2 separate regions of the Homo sapiens genome follow, and region 2 is linked to region 1. A link is a contact called in ENCODE Hi-C or POLR2A ChIA-PET data. All regions are on one chromosome and are shown on one strand. Each heading gives the region's core, a stretch centred on a gene start or an enhancer-like site at or near the end of the contact. The rest is flanking DNA. Distances are from core to core; before and after follow the strand shown. Region 1 overlaps KIAA1614. Region 2 overlaps STX6 (syntaxin 6).

The links. A loop is a pair of places that touch in the nucleus more often than their neighbours do. ChIA-PET counts read pairs that join two places held with the same protein, here RNA polymerase II (POLR2A). Pooled maps may share reads with other maps.
Region 2: a pooled map shows a loop between it and region 1 (6-fold over the local background). The contact joins two enhancer-like sites. A Hi-C loop is called at or near these places in 1 of 168 maps with a recorded cell type or tissue (left cardiac atrium), 4 of 37 single-sample maps with no recorded cell type and 6 of 50 pooled maps. POLR2A ChIA-PET finds 5 or more read pairs at or near these places in 5 of 52 experiments (CD4-positive, alpha-beta T cell, GM10248, Panc1 and 2 more).

Annotation. Positions count from the first base shown.
Region 1 is chr1:180,925,001-180,929,467 of GRCh38, reverse strand. KIAA1614 reads right to left here. Exons shown (of 9, transcript NM_020950.2): 4 at 895-1,038. Among named protein-coding and RNA genes, the nearest start is that of KIAA1614, 14 kb to the right of the region's middle. Within about 2 kb of position 2,672, at least 15 of the 41 ENCODE cell types and tissues checked have a DNase peak (open chromatin) inside an H3K27ac peak, as active enhancers do.
Region 2 is chr1:180,979,585-180,984,051 of GRCh38, reverse strand. All of the region lies in intron 7 of STX6 (syntaxin 6), which reads left to right. Among named protein-coding and RNA genes, the nearest start is that of KIAA1614-AS1, 27 kb to the right of the region's middle. RefSeq lists a silencer at 2,285-2,364. Within about 2 kb of position 2,276, at least 2 of the 41 ENCODE cell types and tissues checked have a DNase peak (open chromatin) inside an H3K27ac peak, as active enhancers do.

The DNA.
Region 1 (4,467 bases), core at 1,423-3,922:
TATCCAACTGCCTGGTGGGCATTTCCAGTGGATGTTCTGGGACCACCTCCCCCTCCAATGCCTGACCCTGCACTGAGGCCTCACCCCTCGGCTGAGGCCCCACCAAACACACAGACACCGAGTCAGAACCCTGGGCTCATTCCAGATGCCTCCCTTCTCACACCTCCCACACCCCTGCAACAAAATAAGGAGTCATTAGAGCTCACAGTCCTGCAGCACTCACTGCATGGCGGGCGCTGTTCTAAACTTGACACGTATTAGCTCACATAGCTCCACAGCAACCCTGTAAGACAGGCACTGTTACAGTTCCCATTTTGTGGGTGAGGAAACTGAGGCACACAGACTTCTGCAGAGGCACCCAGCTAAGTGCCAGAACCAGAAGTCAAGCCCGCATGGTCTGGCTGTAGGTGTTGCGCTCCTCTGTCGCCTCACTAAGCCTGCTTGCCAGTGCCTATCTTGCACTGCTTGCCAGTGCATATCTATACTTCCGTCAAGCCTCAGCTAAGAAGTCACCTTCTCTCAAGAGCCTCACCTGTCCTTTCCAGGTGGAGTTAACAGTTTCCAGTTCAGCACACACACTTTTCCTCTCTCACACCACAGTCCACATAATTGAATATCTGTTTGCTTCTCTCCCTGGAGACTGTGACCTCCATCCCCCCAGGGATCCAGATCATGTTTCATTCATCTTTGTATCTCAGTGCCTGACTGTAGGCCCTCAGGAAAGGTGTGTTGACTGACTAAATAATCAAAGCAAGAGCCTTATATGGAAAACACACAGACACACACACACATGGAGCGAGCAGCAGCAGCATTTGGCTAGATCCCACTTCTTCCCACTGCTGACTCTTCCCTGCTATGGCCCTCCCAGGCTAGCCTGGCCCAGGTCCCACTCACCGGCTGCCCTGGGTAATGGTGGGCACGATGTCATGGCTGGCACGGAGGGGCCGGGTCCTGGCCTTCATGCGGGCACGCTGCAGCAGATGCGTGGCTTCCTCATGCCTGGGGCTCAGCACAGGCTCCGGGTTGGGACCAACGGTCCTGCAGCGTGGCACACAGGCCAGGGTGGTGGGGGAGGGATTAGAGGAAAATAACGCAGATTAGGAGGGCTTTAGCAGTGTCAAGCACTGGCTGTGCCAGAAAAAGCCCTGCATGTGCAGCCTTCCTCCTCTAGCACCCACGCACAGGGAACCCAGCCTGGGGGCCTGGGGCCTGGGGCCTGGGGCTGGGAAATGGCCCTGCGTGGCTCTGGATGGGGGCTGGGGAGCTGGCCCGGCCTTGGACATCTGCTCAGGCACTGGAGGCAGAGACCTCAAGAGGATCTAGAAAGGGTAGGAGAGTCTCCAGATTATTCTATTGTTCCTTCCCCAGGCAGACAGCAGGAGCTATCTGGGAGGAGGAGGGAGAAAGGGCCCGGGGTTGTTGGGCTGGGCCTGTGCCCAGACAGATGGTCTCTCCACGCATCACCTCTCTCTCCTTCTGTCTCTCTGCACCCACACACAGCACCACACTAGTACCCACTGCAGATGCAAAGAATCAGGGCTCTGTCCAGCATAGATTGGGCCCTTTGGGGGAATGGCATTTTTATAAATCCTGGTGTTTTCTTGCCTTAGTCCCAATCCAAAACCATCAGGCACCAGCTCAGGGCTCACAGGCTCAGGGCTGAGAGAAATTAAGCTGGACCCAAACCAAGCCAGCAAGTGGTTCGACTTTCATAATAATAAGGGTCCTCCACCAGCCCCCACCCCCTACCAGATGTGCTGCCTCCCTGGCCAGTCCAGAGTGGCAGAAAATGACAGCAGTCCGTTTTCAAAGCTGTCTCTCAGCCAGTGACATACAGCCCGCGCTGGGTTACAGCTATAACAGCAACCCACAATCTCCCACTGACAAGACGTTGTTCTCCACGGAGCTTGCTCTCCCCAGCCAGGCTGGCCGAGGGCAGGTGTTCTCTCCACTTGACAGATGAGGGTGTCCAGAGCAGAGAAGAACGCTGGCACATTGTTCAAGGTCGAACGTCAATTGCAAGCGGAGCAGAGCACACGACAGCCAGCCCACTGTCTCCAGCATCGTTCCGCACCCTCTGTCCTCTCCTGCCTTGGGTCTCAGGGCAGGCAGAGGATGTTTGTGGCTGGGGGCAGATGCGCTCTTTGGGGTAACTTCATCATCCCCACTGGCTGCCCCTGTCCTCGCCGTCACATATGCTGGGCTGTCCTCAACAGTGAGGGTCCACAGGGCTCCAGCAGGTCCTGATCTCAGACCTGCAGCCCCTCACCATGGTCCTGACTGGGGGAAGGGACCAGGCAGTTTCCTGGGTGACAGAGATGTGAGTGGAAATGGCACAGCTCTGAGGCCTCCAAGGAAGGCTTCCTTGGACATCCTTGGACAAACTCTGGGCAGACTATGATTTCTTTTCTTGTTTCCTTTTCTTTTTCTTCTCACTATTTGCATCCAACCCTGTTTTGGGGCTGCTGGGGAGCAGGAGGAGACTGCTAGAAGAAAGGCACCATCTGTGCCTGTGAACCCTGGCAGGGCCCAGGCATGGCTTTGGAACAAGGAGGGCTTTACTGGAGTGATGGGAAAGCGAATCTCCAGGCCCGCTGCCCCGTGAAGCCTCCTTTGGCAGGAGAGGCCTCCCTCTGCACAGCTTCCCCAGCAGACAGCTCCTCCAAGGCGGCTGAGAGCAGCTGTGCTCCCTGGGGCTCCTGCCCTGACAGCAGAGATAATGAGGTTACCAGCCCGGAGAGGCGCCCCTGCAGCCGTGGGCCTCTGGCTGCCAGCCCGCACACTCGGAGCCTTCCGGTGACAGCTGTGGTTCCACGGCTGTCAGAGGGCATTTGTCACAAGACCTGGTGGGCAGGCAGGAGGGCCCCCAGGCAACTGGCCAGATGCTGCCAGGATCAGCCTTGCCCCCAGGTTTTAAAGCCATTTTCCAGCTTTGCTATTTCCTTTCTGCTCCCTCCTCTTGGAGCTGTTACTTTTTTTTTTTTTTTTTTTTTCTCATCAGCTGTCTTGCTTCAGTTCCTGGCAGACAAAGCTGGTTCTCCACTGATTAGAAAAGCAGGGCTTTTTAGGCGCCTAGAGGCATCCATGCAGTACCACACTGAGCATGGAGGAGTGGCAGTCACCTTCACAGACTGCAGCCAAGGTCAACGTGCACCCTGGTGAAGCGAGGGCCTGACCAGCCCTGTGGAGGGAAGGTGGTCTTTCTCTGAGGCAGGGAACAAGCAGGCAAAATGGGGTGGGTGCTGAGTCTGTCCCATCTCACTGCCCACCTCCCAGCTCCCAGAGTTGCTCTGGAAAATTCCTAGAAGGGTTGGGGTGGTCAGTGCCATGGCCAGGCAGAGGCAATTCCTGCCTAAGAAGAGACGGCTTTTTGCCACTGTCTTGAAAGTCTGCACTTCTGGAGCTCATTAGCTCAGAGGGTGGAGCATAGGAATAAAGTGGCTGAGTGCTTTTCCTCCCTGGGCCTCAGTTTCCCCATCTGCAAGCAGTGGGGGCTGGAGAGGGGAGAGGACTCACAGTGCTACCCTGTGAGCCCAGATCTTTGGCCACATAGTCTGATATGCCATAAGGTGGGGTGTGGGATTTCGAGGTCCCCCCTTGGGGGAGTTCCCACCACAGATGTTTGGCCCTGACCGAGTGGCAGAGCCTATAAAGAGCTCATTGTTGGGGAAAACTAGAGTTCCACTAGAGTATGCTGGCCCTTCCCCCACCCCTCCAGCCACCTGTGTCCTCGACTGGTTCACAAGGACAAAGGGCAGCGTGTGGTCCCCTCCTGCTCTGGGCACTCCCGTCTCGGCCAGTTTCCTGGTGGAGGGACAGGCTTAGCTAAGGCTTTGCTCTCCCTCCAGCCAGCTGGGGCAGGAGAACCACCATTGCTCTCCTAGCCAAGGAGGTCAAGGGGACAGAGTGGCCTTCTTCTGCAGCCATCATAATCCTGGATTAAAATAATAAGCTCAGCGAGTCTGTGTTTAACCCTTTCAACTCAGGTACATGGATGGGGAAATAACTGGGAATGTAGAGGGATCTGCCGCTTCCCAGATTCCAGGATGCACCCAGTAGAGGGAGAATATGGAGTGTACAGAACATAGAGAAACTTTTCTGCTTAGCATTTGTTCCATGTTTGCGTATTTGAAAGCTTTCTGATGACCACGGATAGAGCTCTCCTACTGTGATTCTGTGTGCAATTTTCTGAATGAGGGGAAGTGGAAAAGGTGCACCTGGAACTGATTCTGGGTCATGTGCTCCATGAGGGCAGGGACCTAGTCTCAGACTGTCATGCTTGCTTGCACAGGTCCCTTCTTCCCAGGTCTGCAGGACATGGACAGGACACAGCCTAGAGTGGCGGGGAAGTGTGTGGCTTGGGGGCAGCCTGCCTGGGGTTCTAATCCCTGGACAGCCACTTCCTAGCTGTGTCACCCTGGCAGGTTACTTAGGAGTTGAGCCTCAGTTTCCCTATCTGCTAAATAA
Region 2 (4,467 bases), core at 1,027-3,526, 55 kb before region 1:
CACTCTGTTGCCCAGGCTGGAGTGCAGTGGCGTAATCTCGGCTCACTGCAAGCTCTACCTCCCAGGTTCACGCCATTCTCCTGCCTCAGCCTCCCAAGTAGCTGGGACTACAGGCGCCCGCCACCATGCCCAGCTAATTTTTTGTATTTTTAGTAGAGATGGAGTTTCACCGTGTTAGCCAGGATGGTCTCGATCTCCTGACCTCGTGATCTGCCCGCCTCGGCCTCCCAAAGTGCTGGGATTACAGGCGTGAGCCACCGCGCCCAGCCCAGTAGAATAACTTTCTTTGCAGTTACAAAATCCTTCTTTATTTTACTGGTTTTTTAAGATTTCCTTGCCAAAATAGGGAACTTATGTAAAACAACAGTTAAGCCAGTTACTGTTTCTCCTGAACATTCTTTCATTGATAGAAAAATACCTACTACTTCAGAATAAGATGGCATGTGTGGATCTATTTTAAATTGTTATGTTTAAATCAATACTGAAATATTTCAGCAAATTTGCACCAGGATGAGGATGAATAAACAATTTTCATAATAGTTACTGTATAAGATATGTTCCAGTGACTCTTTACATGGGAAATAATATATTTTAAATTTTAAAAAATCCAGTATCTCTTCTTTATCTGGTGGGGGTTGCTTGGTGGAAGGAGAAACTGAGATGCTCCTTGAGGTAATCTGAATGTTCCCTGACTGTAGAGCACCTCCCTTGTGTTAGAACATGCCCTGTTTCTTGACACCTTTTCTTCTGTTGGTTTCCTACTGTCAGGTACATGTTATAAGGTCTAATAGGTTAGCTTTTTGAAGCAATATTTAAATACATATGCAGGTTTACTTTTCAGAAGTTTAACTCATAGGTTACATAACAGTTCTCTGGGGCTCAGTTTCTTATCTGTAAAAATATGTTGAGTCCTACCTCTCCAGGTAATTGTGAGGATTAAATGAAATACCAGTAAAGTAGAAGTGCTTAACTGCGTTTACCATTTATTTATTGGTACTTAGTAAATGTTTTTAAGAAATTGTAAGGCAACAAAAATTGTAATGGCCCCAAGGCGCAATGGACCTATTACATCCAAAACAAAGAGAAGCTCCTATCTAGAGTCATTTTCTTCTTTCTCTTTAGGGACAAGTATCTTTGTTTCTAGCGGGCTCTTCATTGCCTGAAACTGTGCATATATGGGAAGCAGGCACCAGCTTAGTTCATCTGTCACACATTTAGAGAAAGGTTTGCAAAGTCTTTTCTGATTCCCTCTGTTCTCTCTTCTGCCTTCTCCCCTCTACTTAAAAACAAAACAATAAACAAAAAAAAGGTGTTTTAATGAAGAATTGTATAACCAGTTTAAACTCCAGGCCTCTCACTCATGTATGTAGTAGTTGCAAAGTCAAGTAGCTACTTCAGCACCAGTTCTGTTTGGGGAAGAGCAAGTGAACAAAGATGCACTGTCTTTGTTTCCCAGCATTCTGGGTATGAATAATTTAGAAAAGTACTTGCATTGTGAGAAGCGACCCAGTGTGTATAAATAGCACTGAAGTTTGCTTATGCTTTATTCTACTTTTTCCCAAAAGAAAAATTGGGGAAGCAATGTAATAACTTTGGTTATATTTGTATAGGAAAAAGAGCCAGGAAACAGAGCATTTATCCTGAACGGTGCTTCACTTTTGACAGGTTGCTTGTGTTTTCATTTTAATCTTTGCTTGCTACCCAAAGAAATACTCCCTAAGGACCTCTTCCTGCTTGGTGCTTTCTGCTTCAATTTGACAAACAAGCAATTTGTATTCGTCTCTGCTCTCCTCCATAATTTTTGCAGAAGTTCACTGCTTTAGTAATCAAACCTGTACATAAAGGAAGCCTATGGAGGCACAGCGAAGTGTGATTAAGTAGTTACAGGCACACAGGCGGACCATCTCCGCTCCCCGTGGCTGTCTGCTTCATGGGGAGAAACCAACCAAGACTCCACATTTACTTTTTTGAATGACCCAAGAGAGACACTAATTGTATTCTCCTACCCACAGAAGTATTTTATTTTAAGTAGATACTGAGATTTTTTTCCCTCTTACTTTCCAACATTCCATTAATCTTTTCTCTTTAGGGGAGAAAAATATTTTGAGAGAGAGAAAAAACTACCATTGGAGTTCTTTTGTTCCGCTCTGACTTTTTGAGGCAGGTCCTGAGCTTGCAATGCTGCTTAAAACTTTCCACTTGAGGTCACAAGAGCCCCTGTGGTTAGTACCCGTTCCTTCTATGCATGAAGCCTCTGCGGGAAGTGCTGAGAAGTCTGCTGGGGTAACAGCTCCCTGGGGTTACCTAGTTCATGCTTCGTAGAGGCAGCTTAGCCACTTCAGAGGAAAACGGCTTTAAAAGAACATCCTCGGGTTGTGCTGGCTTGTGTGGTATATGCTTCTCCTTGGTGAAAATTCCTACTTAATACAGTTGTGGAAGAGAAGGTGATTGGAGGGTGGTAGGAGGCATGAGTAGAGGCTGATGGAAAGCCAAAAAATGGAAATCTGGTTCAGTGTTGGAAATCTGGTGCTGAGAATAGCGAGATGCCTGAGGGAAGGGGGTAAACATAGGAGTGTGTGAGGTTGAGGGCGGGGTTGGAGAAGGAATACTTTCTCCGTTTTTGTCCTGAAAGAATCGCAACTAATCATTTTAGCAAAGTGGTTTTAAATTATTGTAAGCATTTTAATCTTTTTAAAAAATTAATAAACTATTTTTAGAACAGTTTTAGGTTCCTAGCAAAATTGAGCAGGAAGTACAGAGAGTTCCCATATAGCCCCCTTCCCCCATGCATAACTTCCCTGACTATTGACATCAAGCATCACGGTGGTACGTTTGTTACAATCAGCCTACGCTAACACATCATTAATCATCCGCAAAGACCGTTGTTTACCTTAGGATTCACTCTTGGTATTGTACATTCTCTGGGTTTGAACAAATGTATAAATGACATGTATCCATCATTGTAGCATCACACAGAGCTGTTTCACTGCCCTAAAAAATCCTGTGTTCCACCTGTTTATCCCTCCCTTCCCCCAACCCCCAAACTACTGATCCTTTGACTGTCTCCATAGTTTTGCTTTTCCAGCTTGCATATGGTTGGAATCATATATCACAGATCCTTTTCAGATTGGCTTCTCTCACTTAGCAGTGTGCATCTAAGTTTCCACTGTGCTTTTTCATGGCTTGATAGCTTATTTCTGTTTTAACACTGAATAATATTCTATTGTCTGGATGTACCACAATTTATCCATTTACCTACTGAAGGACGCCTTGGTTGCTTCCAAGTTTTGGCAATGATGAATAAAGCTGTTATAAACACCCATGTGCAAATTAGCCAGGCGTGGTGGCGTGCGCCTATAACCCCAGCTACTTGGGAGGCTGAGGCAGGAGAATCGCTTGAACCCAGGAGGCAGAGGTTGCAGTGAGCCGAGATCACACCACTGCACTCTAGCCTGGGTGACAGAGGGAGACTCTGTCTCAAAAAAAAAAAAAAAAAAAAAAAAAAAGTGCAGGTTTTTATATGGACATAAGTTTTTAAGTTCATTTGGATAAGTAACAAGGTATGTGGTTGCTGAATGGTTATGGTAAGAGTATGTTTGGGTTTTGTAAGAAACTGCCAACCTGTCTACCAAAGTGGCTGTACCAGTTTGAATTCCCACTAGGAGTTAATATTGCTCCACATCCTTGCTAGCATATGGTGTTGTCACTGTTTGGGGTTTTGACCATTCTAATAGGTGTGTATTGTTTCTTGTTTTAATTTGCCTTTCCCCAGTGACATCTAATGTTGAACATCTTTTCGTATGCTTCCCTGGCAGCTCTTTCATGGTGTTTTTTTTTTTTTTTTTGAGACAGAGTCTGACTCTGTCACCTATGCTAGAGTGCAGAGGTGCGATCTCAGCTCACTGCAACTTTTGCCTTCCAGGCTCAAGTGGTTCTTGTGCTTCAGCCTTTCAAGTAGCTGGGATTACAGGCCTGCGCCACCACGCCCAGCTAATTTTTGTATTTTTAGTAGAGACAGGGTTTCACCATGTTGGCCAGGCTGGTCTTGAACTCCTAACCTCAAGTGATCTGCCTGCCATGGCTTCTCAAAGTGCTGAGATTACAGGTGTGAGCCACCTTGCCCAGCCCCATCTCTTTTTTGATGAGGTGTCTGTTCAGGTCTTTTGCCCATTTTTAAAATCAAGCTGTTAGTTTTCATACTGGTGAGTTTTAAAAATTCTTTGTATAATACATTCTGGACAACAGTCCTTTATCAGATGAATCTTTTGCAAATATTCTACCCCAATCTGTGGCTTGTCTTCTCATTCTTTTGACAGTGACTTCACAGAGCATAAGTTTTTAATTTTAATGACATCCCAATTTCAATTATTTATTTCATGGATATATAGTGTCTTTGGTGTTGCATCTAAAAAGTCATTGCCATACCCAAGGTCATCTAGGTTTTCTCCTGTGTTTTCTTCCAGGAGT